2 separate regions of the Homo sapiens genome follow, and region 2 is linked to region 1. A link is an interaction called in ENCODE POLR2A ChIA-PET data of the cell type or tissue named here. Cell type or tissue: OCI-LY7. All regions are shown on one strand. Each heading gives the region's core, and the rest is flanking DNA. Links, peaks and the distances in the headings are about the cores only.

Evidence for each region. Peaks named below come from ENCODE experiments on the same cell type or tissue, not always from the same donor. Only the 100,000 strongest peaks of a DNase experiment are listed, where the experiment ranks them.
Region 2: POLR2A ChIA-PET joins it to region 1 with 5 read pairs; 2 of 35 experiments call an interaction of 5 or more read pairs at or near these places.

The regions. Positions count from the first base shown.
Region 1 is chr2:222,362,394-222,373,721 of GRCh38, forward strand. No RefSeq gene overlaps it. Among named protein-coding and RNA genes, the nearest start is that of RNF228, 48 kb to the left of the region's middle. In OCI-LY7, for the core only: no CTCF peak of the experiment used is centred there; no DNase peak of the experiment used is centred there.
Region 2 is chr2:222,728,938-222,740,265 of GRCh38, forward strand. LOC105373903 (a long non-coding RNA gene) reads left to right here and starts at 11,026. Exons shown (of 4, transcript XR_001739904.2): 1 at 11,026-11,328. RefSeq lists an enhancer at 1,720-1,839 and a silencer at 5,153-5,447. In OCI-LY7, for the core only: no CTCF peak of the experiment used is centred there; a DNase peak (open chromatin) is centred at 5,834.

The DNA of each region.
Region 1 (11,328 bases), core at 4,972-8,971:
ATCATTGGCTCGACATTATGGACAAAAGGAGAGAAAAAGAAAAGCAAATTACTGAAGTGAGCTTGGAAATGCATATGGTCATATCAAGATGACATTTGAAACACTGGTCCAAGTTTTCCCTTGAATTCCACAGTTAAGATCACAGAACAATATGGGAAATGAGCCAGATTACATGGTACATTAAAATAAACTAGAGTTATTTCCTCAACCTCATAAAGTAGCCAATGCCACGGACCACTGCCTTTCCATGAGATAGAGAAATACTTTCCATCTTTTGGAGAAGTACTATTTTAGTCTTTGGAAAGTATATTTGGATTTTTTATTTTATTTTTATTTTATTTTCACTATACTTCTCTCCCTTGTTAACATTTCGTATAGTATAAGGCCTCAGCCTCTTCTCTTTGGATGGTAATACTGTGGGTTGGAATAACATATTGTTTCAGGTTTTTCCAAGTTTATCAATGATCAAGATGGTTTCCTTTTATAGAGGAGTCAAGGTGCATATTCCAGAAGTTTCTTTGGGAGTGATATGGTTTGGCTGCATCCCCACCCAAAACTCATCTTGAATTGGAGTTCCCATTATCCCCATGTGTTTTGGGAGGGGCCTAGTGGGAGGTAACTTAATCAAAGGGGTGGTTACCTCTACACTATTCTCGTGATAGTGAGTTCTCACAAGATCTGATGGTTTTATAGGGGGCTTTCCCACCTTTGCTCGGCACTTCTCCTTGCTGCAGTGATGTGAAGAAGGACATGTTTGCCTCCCCCTCCACCATGATTGTAAATTTCCTGAGGTTTCCCCAACCCTGCAGAACTGCTAGTCAATTAAACCTCTCTTCTTATTAAATTACCCAGTCTTGGGTATTTCTTCATAGCAGCGTGAGAACAGACTAATACAGGGAGGATGTTGGTTTTATTTTTCTATTATGAGAAGCAGCCTTGGTTGTTATTACCAGTATTAGAAAATTAGGTTTATTTATGTCCATTTGTATTATAAACATGAATTACTTTAAATTAATTTAGTATGTTTTTTTAGGTTGGCTTATTAGATCCAAAAATAACTAAAAGAGAACCAGTTGATTTAAGACCCAACTGCCAAAAATTATATTTAAAATTAGAGTTTTCTTGCTTGCTTCTCTCTGAGGAACCTTGAGCATGTCTCTTTCTGTAGAATGCTTTTTAGGAATCAGTTTAAAGCTACTTTAAAATCATTCAGCCTAAGGTATTAATTGAAAGTGGATCTTGTCAGTTTGCTCGGTCCTGGAGTCCGTTTCATAGATTTTAGGAAGTATTAATTCCTACAAGCAAGGCTCATACTCTACCCAGTTAAACTAAAGATAGCAGAAAAACAATGTTCCATTGAAACCTGAAAAGTATTTGTCCTTTTAATAAAATAAAAAATAAATACTTTGTTTATTAAATAGAAATAGTCCGGGTGGGTGTGGTGGCTCACTCCTGTCATCCCAGCACTTTGGGAGGCTGAGGCGGGTGGATCACTTGAGGTCAGGAGTTCAAGACCACCTGGCCAACATGGTGAAACCCCATCTCTACTAACAATAAATTAGCCAGGCGTAGTGGCAGGTGCCTATAATCCTAGCTACTTGGGAGGCTGAGACAGGAGAACCACTTGAACCTGGGAGGCAGAGGTAGCAGTGAGCTGAGATCGTGCCATTGCACTCCAGCTTGGGCAACAAGAGAGAAACTCCATCAAAAAAAAAAAAAGAATAGAATATTAAGTAGACATCTTGCTACACTTTGTCAAATATATATCACATAGTGTACTATGAAAAGGAAATAAAAGGTTTTTAATAAGGCAGAGTATATTTTATTATGATATTGAAATTGAGAACTTTAGTTTTAAGACTTTGCAATATAGAATGTAATCTATCTATTCTAATTAATGTTGAAAGTGTTTCCCTGTCTTCAAGGCTGTATTTAAGTCTTGTTTTATTTTTTAATAAAACTTTTACAACTTACATATTTCCCTGGCGTAATTTCCTCTGAGAAATGACTCCACAGTTTGGGCTTATTGTTCTGTGCTGAGTCATCCTTCCTTTTTCATGAAGGGTAACACACGTTTGTAGCTTAGTAGTTTTATCTGCCAGTTTATCAGTCTTAGTAGTTTTTCAACTTAGTAGTTTATCAGCCTGTAAAATGTGGGGAGTCTGACAGCCTTCTTTCATTCTGTCCCCTTGCTGTCCCTTTCATACCCACTTCGCAGTGTTTTTGATGGCATGACATTCTCAAGAACATCATGGGTCTTCTAAGTATGTCACAAGAGATTCAGTCCATTAGACAAGAGGTTCCTCCACAGTTCCATCCTGGGAAATCCAATCTCTATTCTTGGCTTTGCTGAGATGGCCAAAGGGATCCTTGAGTCATGCTTACTATTCAAAGTCCTTTGTGTGATTGAATACACTGACTTTTTTATCCTTCCCAGTTACTAGCAAAAGATTGTCTGTTTTTCTTCCAAAATTATTAATGAAGAAACAGAGACTTGGAAATGTTATTAACCTGCCTAAATCTCTCTCAATTCATGATAGCCACACTGTGGTCCTTGATATTCCCCTAATAACAGGGCCTCACTCACCTCAAGTTCATCACTGTTTCTTTTGCCTGGAATATTCTTCTTTCAAATTTCTATTGAACTTAGGGCTTTCACAGGATGCAACCCTTTTGGTGCACAACCTGGGAAAGTCTCAGACAAACTGGATAAATTGGTTGCTTGGGTAGAATATATACTCTACAAAGGCAGAAGTCTTGGTTATTTATTCATATTTCCACCGCCCCTAGAAGAGAGCCTGTCCTATAGTAGACAATCAGTAAATATTTATTGCATGAATAAATGAATACTATGCAGACTCAGTTGTGGCAATAGGAGGCAGTGAGGACAGCCATAGTGAGTTTGCAGCAGCAACATTCGGTATCAGTGTTGATACTGGAGGCCCAAGATGCGCTGTCCAGAGTCTAGTGGTGGTAAGCATGATATTTCCACCAGATCACTACAGTGGGATTTGGAGCATTTTCTTGGCTATGTGACATCAACCTGGCTCTTCCACCCTCCCAAATATATATGAACCATTCAATATCACTGGAATAAAATTAGGATATTATTTTTTAAAAAAATTATATAAAAGAGGTGGGGCCAGCCTATAGACTGCCTCATTTAGATGTGATGCAGTTGAGGAACCCAAATCATGGAGGGACTAGATTACACGACAGAGGGACTGAAGGAGGGAGAGGTTGACTAGAGATAGACTACCAGTAAGGCCAAGCTAATATTCTAATCCTTACTCTGATATAATGAGGATTCATTCCAAAAGTCGTGAGACTCATGTTAAAGAGAAGAATTGTTAGACTATTGAGGGCCAGAGATGAAGAGAAAGGAGCCTCAACGATAATTCCAGTTCAATGTTCACTTCCTGTTAGGGCAAACAAAGGCAAAATAGACCATAATTGTCATCCTAATAACCAAATCAAGCTAGAAAAAGTACAAAATCATATTTCTTAAAACTTAAGAGAGAGTGGAGGATGCAAAGAACCTAAAAGAACCAAATGCCAGAGAGAGATAGGCTCTTTTTAGGAGAGAAGAGATCCACAGTTGCTCTTATTCTTTTTTTTTTTTTTGTAATACTTTAAGTTCTAGGGTACATGTGTACAACGTGCAGGTTTGACACATAGGTATACATGTGCCATGTTGGTTTATGGCACCCATCAACTCATCATTTACATTAGGTATTTCTCCTAAAGCTATCCCTCCCCCAGCCCCCCACCCCGCAACAGGCCCCGGTGTGTAATGTTCCACTTCCTGTGTCCAAGTGATCTCATTGCTCAATTCCCACCTATGAGTGAGAACATGCGGTGTTTGGTTGTCCTGGATATCCTTGTTAACCTTCTTTCTCATTGATCTGTCTAATACTGACAGTGGGATGTTAAAGTTTCCCATTATTACTGTGTGGGAGTCTAAGTCTCTTTGTAGGTCTCTAAGGAGTTGCTTTATGAATCTGGGTGCTCCTGTATTGGGTGCATATATATTTAGGATGGTTAGCTCTTCTTGTTGAATTGATCCCTTTACCATTATGTAATGGCCTTCTTTGTCTCTTTTGATCTCTGTTGGTTTAAAGTTGTTTTATCAGAGACTAGGATTGCAAACCCTGCTTTTTTTTGCTTTTCATTTGCTTGGTAGATCTTCCTCCATCCCTTTATTTTGAGCCTATGTGTGTTTTCGCATGTCAGATGGGTCTCCTGAATACAGCACACTGGGGTCTTGACTCTATCCAGTTTGCCTGTCTGTGTCTTTTAATTGGGGAACTTAGCCCATTTACATTTAAGGTTAATATTTTTTTTTGGTTAATATTGTTTTATGTGAATTTGATCCCATCATTATGATGTTCACTGGTTATTTTGCCCATTAATTAATGCAGTTTCTACATAGCATCTATGGTCTTTACAATTTCACCTGTTTTTGCAGTGGCTGGTACCAGTTATTTTTTTCATGTTTAGTGCTTCCTTCAGGAGCTCTTGTAAGGGATGCCTGGTGGTGACAAGATCTCTCAGCATTTGCTTGTCTGTAAAGTATTTTATTTCTTCTTCACTTATGGAGCTTAGTTTGGCTGGATACGAAATTCTGGATTGAAAATTCTTTTCTTTAAGCATGTTGAAAATGGCCCCCACTCTCTTCTGGCTTGTAGGGTTTCTGCTGAGAGATCTGCTGTTAGTCTGATGGGCTTCCATTTGTGGGTAACGCGATCTTTCTCTCTGGCTGCCCTTAACACTTTTTCCTTCATTTCAACCTTGGTCAATCTGACAATTATGTGTCTTGGGGTTGCTCTTTTTGAGGAGTATCTTTGTGGTGTTCTCTGTATTTCCTGAATTTGAATGTTGGCCTGCCTTTCTATGTTGGGGAAGTTCTCCTGGATAATATCCTGTAGAGTGTTTTCCAACTTGGTTCCATTCTCCCCATCACTTTCAGGTACACCAATCAAACGTAGATTTTCTTTTCACATAGTCCCATATTTCTGGAAGGCTTTGTTCGTTTCTTTTTAACTCTTTTTTCTCTAACCTTGTTTTCTTGCTTTATTTCATTAATTTGATCTTCAATCACTGATACCCTTTCTTCCACTTGATCGAATTGGCTATTGAAGCTTGTCCATGTGTAATGAAGTTCTCGTGCCATGGTTTTCAGCTCCATCAGGTCATTTAAGGTCTTCTCTATACTATTTACTCTAGTTAGCCATTTATCTAATCTTTTTTCAAGGTTTTTGGCTTCCTCGCAATGGGTTCAAACATCCTCCTTTAGCTCAGAGAAGTTTGTTGTTACCAACCTTCTGAAGCCTACTTCTGTCAACTCATCAAAGTCATTCTCCATCCAGCTTTGTTCCATTCCTGGTGAGGACCTGTGATCCTTTGCAGGGGAAGAGGCACTCTGATTTTTAGAATTTTCAGCTTTTTTGCTCTGGTTTCTCCCCATCTTTGTGGTTTTATCTACCTTTGGTCTTTGATGTTGGTGACCTACACATAGGATTTTGGTGTAGATGACCTTTTTGTTGATGTTGGTGCTATTCCTTTCCGTTTGTTAGTTTTCCTTCTAACAGTCAAGTCCCTCAGCTGCAGGTCTGTTGGAGTTTGCTGGAGTTCCACTCCACACCCTGTTTGCCTGGGTATCACCAATAGAGGCTGCAGAACAGCAAATATTGCAGAATGGCAAATATTGCTGCCTCATCCTTCCTCTGGAAGTTTCGTCCCAGAGGGGCAGCTGCCTGTAAGAGGTGTTGTTTCTTTCTAACTGGGAAGTGTCTCCCAGTTAGGCTCCACAGGGGTAGGGACCCACTTGAGGAGGCAGTCTGTCCATTCTCAGAGCTCAAACGCCATGCTGGGAGAACCACTGCTCTCTTCAGAGCTGTCAGACAGGGAAGTTTAAGTCTGCAGAAGTTGTCTGCTGCCTTTTGTTCAGCTATGCTCTGCCCACAGAGGTGGAGTCTAGAGGCAGTAGGCCTTGCTGAGCTGCAGTGGGCTCCACCCAGTTCGAGCTTCCCTGCCGCTTTGTTTACCTACTCAAGCCTCAGCAATGGTGAACTCCCCTCCCCCAGCCAGGCTGCCACCTCGCAGGTTGATCTCAGACTGCTGCGCTAGCAATGAGCAAGTCTCCATGGGCGTGGGAGCCACCGAGCCAGGCACGGGAGAGAATCACCTTGTCTGCCAGTTGCTGAGACCTTGGGAAAAGCACAGTATTTGGGTGGGAGTGTCCCGTTTTTCCAGGTAGTCTGTCATGGCTTCCCTTGGCTAGGAAAGGGAAATCTCCTGACCTCTTGTGCTTCCCGGGTGAGGCGACACCCCACCCTGCTTTGGCTCGCCCTCTGTGGGCTGCACCCACTGTTCAACCAGTCCCAATGAGAAGAACCGGGTACCTCAGTTGGAAATGCAGAAATCACCTGTCTTCTGCATTGATCATGCTGGAGCTGCAGACGAAAGCTATTCCTATTTGGCCATCTTGGAATGTCCTCCCACAGTTGCTCTTACTCTTAACAGCAGGGCAAGAAGAAAAGGAATTCAGCTGAATTTTCAACAGACTTAATGGCATGTGGGAGCAGATGTGACAAATGAAAATTCCAAGGAAATGCATCCACAGAGTGAGTCTACATCCACCTACCAACATTTTCCCATGGGTCTTCATTAATGCATTAGTGAAATTTCCTAAATATTTGAGACAAGGCAGAAGAACTGAAATAAATCTTTCCTGAGATACATGATGTCTCTCCCATGTTCAAGGCAATTGCCCCTGGGCAGAGCAAGAGAACTGAGAGAAATTCATCTAAGGCTCTCTAGGCTTCCAGCAGTACATGAGACAGGAAAGCTGAAAGAAAACATTTGAGGCATTCTGAGCTTTCAGCAACCAATGCCAAAGTGGAACAGAAAAGCTGGGAGAAATAAAGAAACCACTTGGAGGCTATATCAGTTTGTTCTCACACTGCTATAAAGTAATACCCGAGACTGGGTAATTTACAAAGAGGCTTGATTGGCTCACAGTTTCATAGGCTGTACAGGAAGCATGATGCTGGCATCTGCTCAGCTTCTGGAGAGACTTCAGGAAACTTTCAATCATGACAGAAGGCAAAGGGGAAGGAGGCATGTCTTACCTGGCTAGAGCAGGAGGAAGACAGAGTGAGGGGGGAGGTGCTACACACATAAATGACCAGATCTCATGAGAGCTCATTCATACCATGAGGACAGTACCAAGGGAGGATGTTGCTAAGCCATTCATGAGAAATCCACCCCCATTATCCAATCACTTCCCACCAGGCACCACCTCCAACATTGGGGATTACAATCTGACATGAAATTTGGTGGGGACACAGATCCAAACCATATCGGAGGCATTTATCTGAAGCATTTTTGTGACTTTATAGAGTATAAGGTAGCAACCCTCTAAAGGCTGGAAAAAGATCCCTCAAAGACCCCAAATACCAAGAGGCAAAAATAAATAAATAAATAAATAAATCCCCACCTAACCAAAAACCTGGCAATGAAACTATAAAGCTGAGAGAAGTCATCATTTGAAAGCTGATGGCTGAGATGTAAAGTACAGAGGTGTCTGACATCTCTCTAGCACTCAAATCCCAAGGTCTGCTGAAGGGAAAGAAATCCTGATACAATTTTTAAAATATGTGATGCCAGTGGTGAAATTAATTAAGCTAAAGCTGCAACAAAGCCCAGATCCAGTTCAATCACAGATCAGAATGACTCAGACATCACTCTAAAGCCAACAGAAGAGGAGCATGCCCTTTTCTCAAGGTAAATATTGCTTACTTTAGTCCCTACTATATAAAAAAATACAACACATAGTGAAAGTTATGTCACCCAAAAGTGCAAGAAATGTGACCCATGGTCAAGAGAGGAAATAATCAATAGTAGCAGATGTAGAGATGGCTCAGTTGTCAGAATTATCAGACAGACTTTGTAATAAAAATGCTGATCTATATATTGGAAAAGATAAAAAACATGTAGAAGAAATGGAGAGTTTTAGCAGAGAGATGGAAGGTCTACAAAAGAACCACAAAGAAAAGCTAAAAATAAAAAATGCGATACCAGAAATAAAAAATTCATTTGATGAGTTTAATGGAAGGCTGGACCTATCAGAGGAAAATATTAATGAACCTAAATACAGGTCAATAGAACATACCCAAACTGAAACATAAGACTGAGAGAGGAGAAAAAGACAGAACAGAGCATCTGACAATACCATTCAGTCTAATACATATGAAATTTGATTCCCAGAAATAGAAGACAGAGAGAATGGGGCAAAAAAAAGTGTGAAGAGATCATGTCAAGAACATTTTAAAAACAATACGTAATATCAACCCATAGATCCTAGAAACTCAACTAGTCCAAAGCAAGCTAAATGCAGAGAAAACCACATCTTGGCATATCATAATTCAACTGCAAATCAAAGAAGGTGGCAAATCTTAAAGGCAGCCAGAGAAAAAGACACATTATATACAGGGACACATTACAAATAATGGATAAAATCACCAGACAAAATGGAGGCCAAAGGACGATAAAATAATATCTTCAAAATGTTGAAGGATAACTCCAAGGTTGAATCTTGACTGCCAAAATAGTGTTGTCATCCATGGACATTCAATCTCATTATTGTCATCAGTAGGTGTTTAGAACTAGAGTAAATCAAGAGATAGAATGAGCTCTCAGAAGAAGAGAGAAAAACTAAGAGGTTGCATAACACTCACAGTAATTGAGTGAGAGGGAGAAACCAAAAAAGTAAATGTAAACGACATAAAGGTATGCAGTGTTTCCAAACAAAGGTGCTATTGGCATTTGAGACTGGGCAGTTCTTCATTGCCTGAGACTATAGCACACTCCAAAATATTTTGAATCCTTAGCTTCCAGTATAAATGCCAATGGTACTCCCCAGTCTTTCAGTCCTGAAACCACCAAAGTAATGCCTATTGCTCCTCACACTTCCAAATGCTCCTGAAGAAACTACACCGCTGTGTATTAAAGGTTTTCCCAGCCTTGGCAATATTGACATTTGGGGCCATATGATCCTTTGTTACAGGTGGCTGTCTTGTGTATTGTAGGATTTTTAGCAGCATTCCTGGCCTCTAATGAGTCAAGGTCAGGAACACCCCTCCCCAAGTTGTGATAACCAAAAATATGTCCAGATATTGCCAAATGTCCACTGGGGATAAAATCCCATCTCCCCTCCTTTCCATTAAGAGACACTTGGGGAGAGGGGAGAAGCAATATGGCTGAATAGAAAGCTCCACCAATCGTTCTCCATGACAAGGACACCAATTTAACAACTATCTATACTAAAAAAAACCTTCATAAGAATAAAAAATCAGGTGAGCACTCACAGTATCTGATTTCAACATTATAACACTGAAAGGCACTGGAAGAGGGTTGGGAAGACAGTTTTGAATTGCTGACACCATCCACTCCCATCTCCCAACAGTGGCTCCTTGCCATAGAGAATCTGTGCACTGTGGAGAGGGAGAGCACAGCAACTGTGAGACATTTTATTGAACTAGTGCTGCACTGTCACAGCAGAAAGCAAAACTGGCCTGAACTCAGCTAACACCTGCCTACGGAGGGAGCATTTTAACCAACCCTAGCTAGAGGAGATTGTCCATCTGAGTAGTTAGAACTTGAGTTCCAGCAAGGCTTGCCACCACAGGCTAAAGGGCTCTGGGGCCATAAATAAACTTGAAAGGTAATCTAGGCCACAAGGGCTGCAACTCCTAGGTGAGACCTAGTGCTGAACTGGGCTCAGAGCTAGTGGACTTGGGGGGCACACGACCTACTGAGATACCAGCCAGGGCATCTAAGGGAGTGTTTGTATGCCACTCATTCCCCAACCCCAGGCTGCACAGCTCTTAGCTCCAAAGACTCCTTCCTTCCACTTGAAAAGATGAGAAGGAAGAGTAAAGAGGACTCGATCTTAGTTCTTGGATACCAGCTCATCCACAGTATGACAGGGCACTAGTCAGAGTCATGAAGCCTCCTTTCCAGGCCCTAGTTCCAGGATGACATTTCTAGACATACCCTGGGCCAGAAGGGAACCCACTGATTTGAAGGGAAGACCCATCACAGGCTGATTAGAGAGCCCTTGGGCCCTGAATAACAAGCATCGATACCCAGATAGTGCCCCTGTGGGCCTTGGGTGAAACTGAGACCTCCTGGCTTTAGGTGAGATTCAGCACATTCCCATCTATGGTGGCTTCTGGAAGAGACTCCTCTGTCTGTGGAAAAGGGAGGGAAGAGTGGAAAGACTCTCATGGTTTGAATCCCAGGTCAGCCACAGTACAATAGAGCACCAGGTAGACTTCTAAGGTTTTTGACTTCAGTCTCCGGCTCCTGGATGGCTCCTCTGTACCCACCCAGGGCCTGAGGAACTTGTCGCCCTGAAGGACACAAGCCTGGCTGGCTTTGCCACTTGCTGATTGTAGAGCCCCAGGGCTTTGAGTAAACATAGTTAGTGGCCAAGTAGTGATTATGGTGGGATTTGGGTGAAACCCAGTGTGATACTGGCTTCAAGTCTGACCTAGTGCAGTCCCAGTGGTCGTGGCCACAGGGGTGCTTGTGTCGACCCACCCTCAGCTCTGGACAGTAAAGAACAGGGAGAGAGAGAGAGAGAGAGAGAGAGAGAGGAAGAGAGATTCTGGGAGAAAGTAAGAAGAAAAAACAAGAGTCTCTGTCTAGTAATCTTGTTCTGATCTTATCCAGGACCATCAAGGCAGTACCTCTATGAGTCTACAAGAACCACAGGGCTACTGAGCTTGGGATGCCCCCAGGGCAGGCACAGCTTAGATCACAACACCTAAGTCCTTTTGAATAACTGGAAAGCCTTCGCAAGAAGGACAGGTACAAAGAAGCTCAGACTGTAAGAACTACAGTAAATACCGAACTCTTCAAATCCCAGGAACAGATAAACATCCACAAGCATCAAGACCATCTAGGAAAACATGACCTCATTAAATGAACTAAATATGGCACCAGGGACCAAACCTGGAGAAACAGAGATATGTGACCTTTCAGACAAAGAATTCAAAATAACTATTTCGAGTTGAAATTCAAATAAATCCAAGATAACACAGAGAATAAATTCCGAATTCTATCAGATAAATTTCACAAAGAGATCGAAATAATTTTAAAAATCAAGCAGAAATTCTGGAGTTTAAAAATGTAATTGACACACTGAAGAATGCATCAGAGTCTTTTAATAGAAGAATGATCCAGCAGAAGAATTAGTGAGCTTTAAGACAGACTATTTGAAAATACACAATCAGAGGAGACAAAAGAAAGAAGAATAAA
Region 2 (11,328 bases), core at 4,106-8,105, 370 kb after region 1:
TATTCTTTTTGAAAATATCTTTAAAATGTTACCTGTTCATTTACTTAGAAACGTGTTGTTTTTGAACTTGACAGTTAATTTTATAATTATAATGTGTGTATGTATAGATGTATAAGTATATATAAACCTATATTATATATAAGCTATATATGCATATATAATTATAATAAAATAATATAACATTATAAATATACTAATATGTATATATGCTTAATAGTCAGGACACTCTCCTCCTTAAAAAAAAAATTGAGTTACATGCTGAAAAGTCTAGGGATTTAGGCACAGATCCAGATACTCAAATGCTATCATCAGGGCTGGGTGCGGTGGCTCACACCTGTAATGCCAGCACTTTGGGAGGCTGAGGCAGGCGGATCACCTGAGGTCAGGAGTTCGAGACCAGTCTGGTCAAAATGGTGAAACCTGGTCGCTACTAAAAATACAAAAAATTAGCCAAGTGTAGTGGCACACACCTGTAATCTCAGCTACTTGGGAGGCTGAGGCAGGAGAATCGCTTGAACCCAGGAGGCAGAGGTTGCAGTGAGCTGAGATCATGCCATTGCACTCCAGCCTGGGTGATGAGCAAAACTCAGTCTCCAAAAAACCAAAAATAAAAAAAAAACAAATGCTATCATCAGAATGCAGTCTTGCACCGTCTCTCCTCTCCTGTCTCCACTGTGTGGACTTCACTCTTAGACTCCTTTTATGGTGGTAAGATAGCTACCAGCAGCTGCAGGCACACATCCCACCGGGTCAGCATTCTCTGGGGAAGAATAGCTTTTATTTTCCCTAGGACTGGGTCTCATTAAACTGACTTATCCATCTATGAACCATCAGTACGGTCAAGAGGTTGGAATATGCTGATTGCCCTGGTCTATGTTGTGCAGTTCAGTGTGCTCTCAAGAGCTAGGGGTACGATGCAGATGGCTGGTTTGTCTGAACCATGTAGACTGAGTATAGAAAATAAGGGGTTCCCCGGCCGGGCGCGGTGGCTCATGCCTGCAATCCTAGCACTTTGGGAGGCCGAGGTGGGCGGATCACAAGGTCAGGAGATCGAGACCATCCTGGCTAACACGGTGAAACCCCGTCTCTACCAACAATACAAAAAATTAGCCGGGCGTGGTGGTGGGCACTTGCAGTCCCAGCTACTCTGGAGGTTGAGGCAGGAGAATGGCGTGAACCCGGGAGGCGGAGCTTGCAGTGAGCTGAGACTGCGCCAGTGCACTCCAGCCTGGGCGACAGAGCGAGACCCCGTCTCAAAAAAAAAAAAAAAAAAAAGAAAAAGAAAATAAGGGGTTCCCCAAAGGAAAATCAGGGTGAAACGATTCTGGAAAAACAAAACTGTCTGCTACAATAACATTTACATTTGACTTTTAGCAAAGGAGTCAGGAAGAGAATATGGAAACGGAGAGAAAATGAATGGGGAGGGAGAAAAACATGGGAATGTAAAGAACACATGTTTCAGTAAATTGGACAAGGTCAGTGCTTCATAATCTTGGCAATGTATCAGAAAAATCTAGGTAGTTAAAAAAAGAAAGGATTTCTGCACTGTATCCCAGACTGAGTGAATCAACATCTCTGAGAGTGGCATCTGGGATTGGTAAATATTTTAATCGCCCCAGGCAATCGAAATGCAGCTTATCCATAGACTCACTTTGGGAGCCATTGAACAGGGTTGCATGAAAGCACAGGCTCAGCTGCAAAACAACCTCAAATTACAGAGGCCTGACCAAGAAGCTGATTTCTTTCTTACCTAATAGTCTGGAGGCGAATGGTCCAGGATGGTGGGTGGCTCTGCTTCACGTGTTCATTTAGAGACCCAAGTCCTTTCCATCCTGCTGTTCACCAGCCCCTAGGGTGTTGTCTTTGTTGAGCTGAAGCTGGCTGCTACCACATCCACATTGCAGCCCACAGGGAAAACGGAAGGAAAGGACCAGAGAAGCACTGAGTTGTATGTTAAGGCCAAGGCTCAGAAGTGGCACACACCACTTCCACTTTCATTATATTGGCCTAAACTTAGCCACATGGCAGCAAGCTGCAAGAAATCTGGAAAGTGTAGTCTTTCTTTAACCTAAGACATAAAAATTTTTGCCTTGACTCTCTAAATACACACACACACACACACACACACACACACACACACACAGAGGTAGGTGGGCATATGCTGAGCTAAAATTAGACACCTAAAGTTAAACATTCATTACTTTCAGTTAAACATCATAAATTGAGTGCCTGCACTAATATTTATTCCTTCCCGAAACTCCGTAAATAAAGGAATAAAAATGGTCAAAAGTAAGAAAGTCCCAAAGAGAACAGGAGATGAGTAAGAGGAGAAAGTGATGTCAACACTATTTTGCAAAATGGAAAACAGAAGGACAAGTGGAAACTGACCTGGCAGAGCAGAACAGGCAGAAACTTAATGCCAGAGAGAATTGAAGGGGAAAGTCCGGTAAGGAGTAAGCTGATTCCCACTGCAGAACCTGGGAGAAGCTGAGCTATGGAAGGCACCACCTAACTGAAGGTTGAGGGTGGAGGGAAAATCCAGAGAGAGGAATGGGAAGTCCCTTGAAGTAGCAGTCAGGCTCTCAGATTTCCTGCCCTAGTTCCTGGAGCATAGTCACCCTCTACCTGGATAGGCACCGGAGCTTTGCTCTTGGAAATTTTAGGGAACCTCTGAGCTCTGGGACACCAGGCTCAACCAAGGGGATGGGGGTGGTGAAGTGCCCTTAAAGCAGATTCAGTGGAACTTCCTATTAGATGGTAAATTCCTTAGTCCCCTTCCCACACTAGGTTCCCATGATCCTAGGCAGCCACTTTTATATTCCTCCAATGGGAGACTGGTGAGTTCCTCTCTGGGGAAACTGACCAACAGAAGAGGGAAGACCTGCCAGGTTCCAATTTCTGTAGGTCCCCATCTGCCACACCATAGTGAAGCCCACCAACAGTCTTTTCACACAGAGCTGCCACTCAGCTTTTAGTGACAGTAATGGACATCCAGGAATCACCAGACATTTCAAGAAAGGCTTCAACAGGAGAGAATATACCAAACAAGGAACATGGGAGAGATGAAGATAGCAGGAGAAAACTTCAGAAAATGGTCATTGATATTTTTGGAAAGATAAAATTTTACAACAGTAAAACAAGAACAGAATGTAATGTAAAAAGGAACATTTATTAAAAAAAGAAAGTGACATAACTACATGGAGATGATGGGTGGAGGAGAAAAATAGGTGCAAGAATGCGAGGGAGTCAAATCCTCCTGTTGCATGGGAGAGTGCTAACAGATGAGGTCTAAAATTAAAAAGTGAAGAAGCAGCAGTTTAAGCATGCAATGTAGACATATAGAAAAAGCAAAAGGAGTTGAAAATTACTGACGCTGGAAGCAGGATTGGAAGGTGAGGCAGAAGACTGCTGGTTTTCATTATAAGCTAGGACTGTTTGATTGATTCATCCATGCCCATGATGATGTTAAAATATATTTTAATATTTTTATTGGTTTTAATATTGACATTTTATACTTTAAAATAACAAAAAATACTACTTCATATTTTAAAGACTATCTTCCAAGAAGATGTTGAGATATAAATGTAGTAGAAGCCTCTATATGACGTGATCAGTGTGAGATTACTGTCGAAGCACTAGGGCGAAAAGGCAATTTAAAGGAAACTTGGACTTAAGACCTGAGACATTTGAAAGAATCCTGGAACTTTCCTGGGGGAAAGTGGGAATTCCTATTTTAAGAAATCTGAGCAAACTGTTATAGGCCAAGCTGCCAAATGTCTGTAGAGGGTTGGCAGGTGTTGTAGAAACTGCAGATCCTCTGGTTTTTAAAATTTTGTTTATATACTTGAATAATAGGAAGTCAGTTTGTTTGGATAATATCTGGAAATGAGACTTTTCTTTTTAAGTTATAACAGAAATACTTTGCATAGCTTTAGTCAAACACTAGTAATTGACTCCTCAGAAAACCCCCTCCCATCCCCCCAGCTGGTGTCCCATTAAACGAGTTGGATACTTGCTTTCTCTGTCTTCCTCTCAGCCAAGAATGCCCATGTGACCTAGTTTTGGCCAATGAGATATAAGGGAGTCTGCTTAGGGGCTTCTAGATGTTTCCTCCTGCCTGATGGGAGGTTAGTGCACAAGGAGAAAGATTCTGCATCCTGCTTTTGAACAGTGTGATGATATCATTTTGGAGCTGTCTGTGGTCATCTTAGCAAACCATGAGGGCAATTCCAAAGGAGTTATGAAGACAACAGTCCAAAACCCTGGCATCGATATATCCCAAACAAACACCAGTAACTAACTTAGGTGTCCCTGTTATGCAAGAGCAATATAGCCAAGATCAATCTGGTTTTCTGATGTTTGCAACCAAAAGCATCCCTACTCTCACCATTGGTCCGAATATGCCATTGGGTTATTTTTACAAATGATATCGTGGTCTCAGTGATTAGGCAGTATTGAGTGAAGGGAGGTAAAATGATTTACTCACATCAATGTGATCATTCCATTCAATTCATACTTTTGTAAGACAGTTTATAATGGAGCCCCTGAAGAGGTGTGCCTTGACACACAGATGTTGCAAGTGCGATGAATTTTTGACCCCTCAATCCTGGGGGTTAGCAAGAGAGGACTGGAGTAGCAGGAGTCTCTAGGGCTACCAGAGTCCCAGAGCAGTGAAAACTCCCTCTGGGCCTCTTTACCTGTTTACCCAAATCACTGTGCAAATCTAATCCTTTCCTCACAGTGCTGTCAAGTCAAATATGCCAGGAAGCCATACTCTGGGATTTACTTATGGCATTTATGTGCATTCTCTCTCTCTTGGTTTTCACAGAAGCATTCTGAAGTTATTATTAATCTCATCTTCCAAATGCAGAAATTGAGATTTAAATCTCAGCGCCCCAATCCGTACAGCCATTTGGTAGCAGAGTCAGAATTTGGAACTAGGGCTCCAGACTCACTCTCCTGCTGCAGAGAATAAGCATCCTTATTATTCCCAGCTCCCCATTCTCATTATACACTTTCCTCTGAGCGTACCTGACAATGGTCGACTTTCATTGCTGAGAGGGGGTGGCGGGAGGAGGAAGCGAATGGGGTGATGTGATGTAAGCCAGGAGAACGAGGGTGGCTCAGCCAACTCAAATCTCTTTGTTCATGGTTTGTGAAGATGTGACAAGACCAGAGAAGCCAGAACAGAAGATAGAGGCCACATTGTTCTGCTGGCCTGGGGCCGAATGTACTTCCTCACCATGTGTTTCTTTAGCCTCCTGAACTTTGCTCGATGGCATTGTACTGGCCACTGTGCCAGCTGCTCAGGGTGGGAAAAAGAAGGAAGAGTTTGCGTGGGAGCAATCTGGGCTATGTCCCAGCATATGTGGCATTTCTGCTTGTTTCTTTAACTTCCAGAGCTGTTTGTCTGAGACTTTCAGCCCTGGGGCTACTACTGGTCAGAATGTTTTATTTCCACTTGTGAACCAGGATGGTGGGGATCTGGAAGAGAACTAGAGGCATCTGGGGACCAGAGGGTTAGTCCAGCCTTCTCCAGGATGAATCCATTTCCCCAAATCACAAAACCAGTTAGTGACAGAGGCAAGAAAGGGACGAAATTCTCCCCCAAGTTAGTAGAGCTGGCTCAGGGAGAGTCCAGTTTGGAAGCCGCTTCCTGGATGTGTGACCCTGGCCAAGAAACTTCTCTCCAAGCTGGAGGTTCTCCATCTGTAAAGTAGGGATTATAAAAGTGCCTTTTCTGTAGGAATGAAAGAAGTAGTTGAGGTTATTCATGTAAATAGCAAACTCTACTGCCTGAGCACACAGGATGTGCTGAAATGTTTGGTTTCTATTATTACTGATTCCTAGACAGCTTCTCTCTGTTCAGTTTTGCAGCTCTTTAGTGTGCTAATAGCTAACTGTGAGGATCACAACAGAAAGTGTTCCATTCATCAAAACACACTTAGAGCTGGGCTAAGTAACTCATATCTGTAATCCCAGCGCTTTGGGAGGCTGGGACTATAGGTGTGAGCTACTCAGCCCAGGTCTAAGGAGTTCAAGACAGTCTGTACTAAAAATACAAAAATTAGCCTGGCATGGTGGTGTGCGCCTGCAATCCCAGCTACTCAGGAAGCTGAGGCAGGAGAACCACTTGAACCCAGGAGGTGGAGGTTGCAGTGAGCCGAGATCGTGCCACCGCACTCCAGCCTGGGTGACAGAGTGAGACTCTGTCTCAAAAAAAAAAAAAAAAAAAAAGAAAAAGAAGTAGAAAAAGAAAAAGACCAGCCTGGGCAACATAGACTCTATCTCTGTAAAAAATTGCCAGGCATGTGTGTGTGTGTGTGTCTGTGGTTCCAGCTACTCATGAGGCTGAGGCAGGAGGATCACTTGAGCCCAGATGCCTGAGGCTGCAGGGAGCTGTGACCATACCTCTGCACTCCAGCCTGGGTCACAGAGTGAGATCCTGTCTTAAAACAAACAAAAAACCAAAATCAAAACCAAAAAAACCCCCTCACTTTACTGTATGTAAGTTATAACTTAATAAAATTGAATTTGGTTTTATGTTGAAGTATTTATTCTATCACAAACCATCAAGCCTCATTAAAAACATGTAACGCTGTCATTTCAGCAGATCCTTACACAATTATAGCTGCAACTGAAACCATGACAGCAAAAGGTATCAGTTTAGAGGGAACTGAATTTTTTAAAGTGTTTTAACATTAGTCTAAGTGTAGGTGTAATGGATGTCAACTTGAGTGCAGTTATAGATATTTGCCCAGAGTATTGCTTAAGTCTTCTAAAAATCTCAGTATCCAATTTAAAAAATGTGCCTTGTGGTTAAACAATGATTGTTTGGGGGGCTTTAAGGAAATTGCTTATTTTTCCCTTGCAGCTTATATGCTTTTCCTTGCCCAAAGATTTGAACAGTTTTTAATGAACTCCAGACTTTATTTCTCTAAAGCTTTGTAAAGTCAGAATACATTTTCCTGCTTTCCCCTTCACCCAAGCAGAGGTGACCTGGCTCCTCGGGAACCTGGTGTCAATGGTGGCTCTCTCATGGTGGCATCAAGATCTACCCTACATTATAATGATGTGTGAACATGTCTTATTTTCTCTTCTGGATTTTTAGCTTTTTGAAGTCAGGGGCTGTATCTAAATGATGTTCCTACTCCTAATGCTTCTGAATATCATGCTGAATGCAAGAAAAAAATCAGCCAATCATTACTGCTAACTGATAAAATAGAATTAAGAAGTGATGTATTGTTTCATAAAGAACCTGAATAAATAGGGGGAAAAATGAACAAAATACTGTTTCATTATTATTAATGGGTAGAAGCAGAAATTAGAAGTAATATGCTGTTTCAGAGGGGATGCTAGGTCCTTGGTTTAGTAAATAGACAATCTTCCATTAACATGACAATTATTTCCAAATTAATGCTTCTGACTGAACCTGGAATTAGGGCACCTGAACTGTAATCCCAGCTCTGTGATTAGCAAACTGTGGAAACTTGGCCACATCCCTTGGGCTTCTGAATATCAGTTTCCTCCTCTGCACAGTGAAGGGATTGAAGTCGTTATTACATCATCACCCAAGGTCCTTCCAGTTTTAGCATCTGCCAAGTGCCTCCTCTTGGTGTCATCTCAGTTCCTTGGACACAGGAGACCCTCAGGAAATGCCTGTGAGTTGACTGAGGGAGTTAGTTAAGCGGTTGGACTTTAACATTGTTTATTTTGCCAAATCTTTTTTATGGATAAATATAAAACTAAATCTCAGCCCAGCCCCTCTTTACATTAGCATAAATTCCAAATTGGCAGTTTTCAAATTACTCACATTTTATATTAGCTATTTTTAATTTGGAGATGTCACTTTTACATCTTTCATGTCTGATCCATGAGTTACAGGGGTTTTTTTTCTAGATAAAAGGGATATTTAGAGATTGTCTCATCCAAGATTCTAAATCTAAGGTCTCTAAATCTATAGGCTTTAAGTACCCATGAACTCCCCCAAATGTAGCCCTCAGAATCTTGTCATTCATTATTGGTTTTCTCAACCTTCTTTTTATTAGTAGCACTTGTCACCACCTGAAATTCTCATGTATTCACTTTTGTCATCAAGTCTGTGCCAGAGCTCCGCACCGTGACTATGAGTTCCAGGAGGGTAACACTTCATTCTGTCCTATTCACCGCTGCATCCCACGGTTCACAGAACAGGACCTGACGTTCAGTAGATGCTCAATAAACATTTGCTGACTGAATGAATGTGTAAGCCAAGGAAGTCCCAGTTCAATATCACATTCCACAAACTCACACATCCAATTCCACAATCCTTTTTAAACTATGTAATTTCTGGAGTTTCTAGAATAAGTAACGAAAGGAGGTGGGAATATCTTCCAAATATACATCAAGCTTCCTAAAAATCCTCTTTACCCACCCATCTCTCCCACATTTCACACATCAAGGCAGAGATATCTTGAGCTGCCTTTTCTCATTCTTCCCAAAACTCTTTATGCTGGGACCTTGTCATCTTCATTTCCTCTCTCCTCTGTGCCCCCAAATCTATTCTTTTTGTTGAGATATAATTTATGTACCTTAAAATTTAACTTTTCAAAGGCTACAAATCAGTGATTTTTAGTATAGTCACAAGACTGTGCAACCATCACCAATTCCAGAACGTTTTCATCACCCCATAAAGAAACCTGTGCCCATTAGCAGTGCATCCCCATTGTTCCATCCTTCCAGCCTCAGGCAACCACTAATCTACTGTCTGTCTCTATAGATTTCCCTGTTCTTGGCATTTTACATAAATGAAATAATACAACCTTTTATGCTTGGCTTCTTTCCTTTAGCATCATGTTTTCAAGGTTCATCCATGTTGCAGCATGATATGAGTCCCTCATTCCTTTTTATGACTGAATAAGATTCCATTGTGTAAATGTACCACATTTTGTTTACCCATTCCTCGGCTGATGGGCATCTGAGCTGCTTCCACTTTTTGGTAATTATGAATAACATTGCTATGAATATTCATGTACAAATGTTTCTGTGAATATTTCTTTTCAGTTCTCTTTGGTACATAGCTAGGAGTGGAATTGCTAGGTCATGTTTAGCTTTTTCAGGAACTGACAAATTATTTTCCAGGGTAGCTGAATCACTTTTACATTCCCACTAGCAATGTGTGAGGGTTCTAATTCTCTACATTCTTACCAACACTTGTTATTGTCTATCTTTTTTATACTAGCCATCCTAGTTGATGTAAAGTGGTATCTCATTGTGGGTTTTGATTTGCATTTCCCTAACGGCAAATCAGACTAATGAGACTGAATATCTTTTCATGAGCTTTTTGGCTACCTTCACTGGGGATATGTCTTTTCAAATTCTTTGCCTATTTTTAAATTTAGTTATTTGTCTTTTAATTGTTGAGTTAGTAAGAGCTCTTCACATAGTCTGGACACAAGTCCGTTGTCAGATAAATGACGTGTGAATATTTTCTCTCTTTCCATGGGTTGTTTTTCACTTTTGTAATTTTGATGAAGTCCATTTTATCTACCCCAGATCTATTCTTACCTTCTACATCAGCGCCCTGACCTTTCTTAGGTAAATCAATCCAGCCTCTCTTGTTACGTCCAGTTCTCCTCTCTACAAGTTCCTGATCTGTTTAACAAAGATCCTGAGGAAAGTAGAGCAAATACAGTATCTTCTTCAGAATGTGAAAAGATGAGTAATGTTTGTCACCTATATTTTCATAGTTTTGTCCCTTTCAGATATACAAAAAATACCGCCCAATGGGTTCACCTTACCCACTGCCTACACAGAGCCGATTTCTCAAGACGGGAATCACAATAGAGAAAGGATAATTAATGCAGAGCCGGCTGAGCAGGAGACTGGAGTTTTATTATTACTCAAATCAATCTCCCCCAACATTTGGGGATCAAAGTTTTTAAAGACAATTTGGTGGGAGGGGAGGGGCAGTGAGTTGGGGAGTGCTGATTGGTTGGGTCAAAGGTGAAATCATGGGGCGTCCCTGTCTTCTTGTGCTGAGTCATTTCCTGGGTGGGGGGGTCACAAGGTCAGATGGGTTGGTTTCTTGATCTGGGTGGTGCTGGTTGATACATCAAGGGTAGAGTCTGCAAAACATCCCTAAACTGATCTTAGGAGCAGTTTAGGGAGGGTCAGAATCTTGTAGTGCCCAGCTATGTGACTAGTAAACCATAATTTCTAATCTTGTGGCGAATGTTAGTAGTTTAGTCCCCAGGCAAGAAGGAAGTTTGTTACGGGAAAGGGCTATTATCCTCTCTTTGTTTTAAACTATAAACTAAGTTCCTCCCAAAATTAGTTCAGCTTATGTCCAGGAATGAACAAGGACAGCTTGGAGGTTAGAGGCAAGATGGAGTCGTTTAAATTGGACCTCTTTCACTGTCTCAGTCACAATTTTGCAAAGGTGGTTTCAATATTTAGGCACAATATGCATTTTTCTGAGCAGATGAGTCTATAGATTTATTTCATCAGATTTTCAAAGCTGTCCTTGATGCCAACAATATTAAGAAATGTGCATGTAGACTCATTCTCTTGTGTTTCAGGAAAATGAGACCTAGAGCAGTTGAGTGATTTGGCCAAGGCCACCCAGCTTAGTAGTGACAGTTCTGCAGATACTCAGTATCTTGGTCTGTTTTTGTGTTGCTGTAAAGGAATATCTGAGGCTGGGTAATTTATAAAGAAAAGAGGTTGGCCTGGCACAGTGGCTTACACCTGTAATCCTAGCACTTTGGGAGGCCGAGACAGGTGGATCACTTGAAGCCAGGAGTTCAAGACCAGTCTGGCCAACATGGTGAAACTCCATCTCCACTAAAAATACAAAAATTAGCCAGGCATGGTGGCACATGCCTGTAATCCCAGCTACTTGAGTGGCTGAGGCATGAGAATCACTTGAACCCCAGGAGGCAGAGGTTGCAGTGAGCCAAGATTGTGCCACTGCACTCCAGCCTGGGTGACAGAGCAAGATCTGTCTCAAAAAACAATAAGAAAAAAAAAAGAAAGAAAAGAGGTTTATTTGGCTGATGGTTCTGCAGGCTGTATAAGAAGCATGGTGCCAGCATCTACTTCTGGTGAGGATTTTACGGAGCTTCCCCACTCATAGCGGAAGGTGAAGGGGAGCTGGTGTGTGTGGAAACCACATGGCCAGAGAGGAAGCAAGAGATGGGGCAGGCACCAGGCTCATTTTAACAACCAGCTCTGGTGAGAACGAATAGAGTGAGAACTCACTCACTGCCCCGCCCACACACAGGGAGGGCAATCATCTATTCATGAGGGATCTGCCCCATGACCCAAACACCTCCCATTAGACCCCAC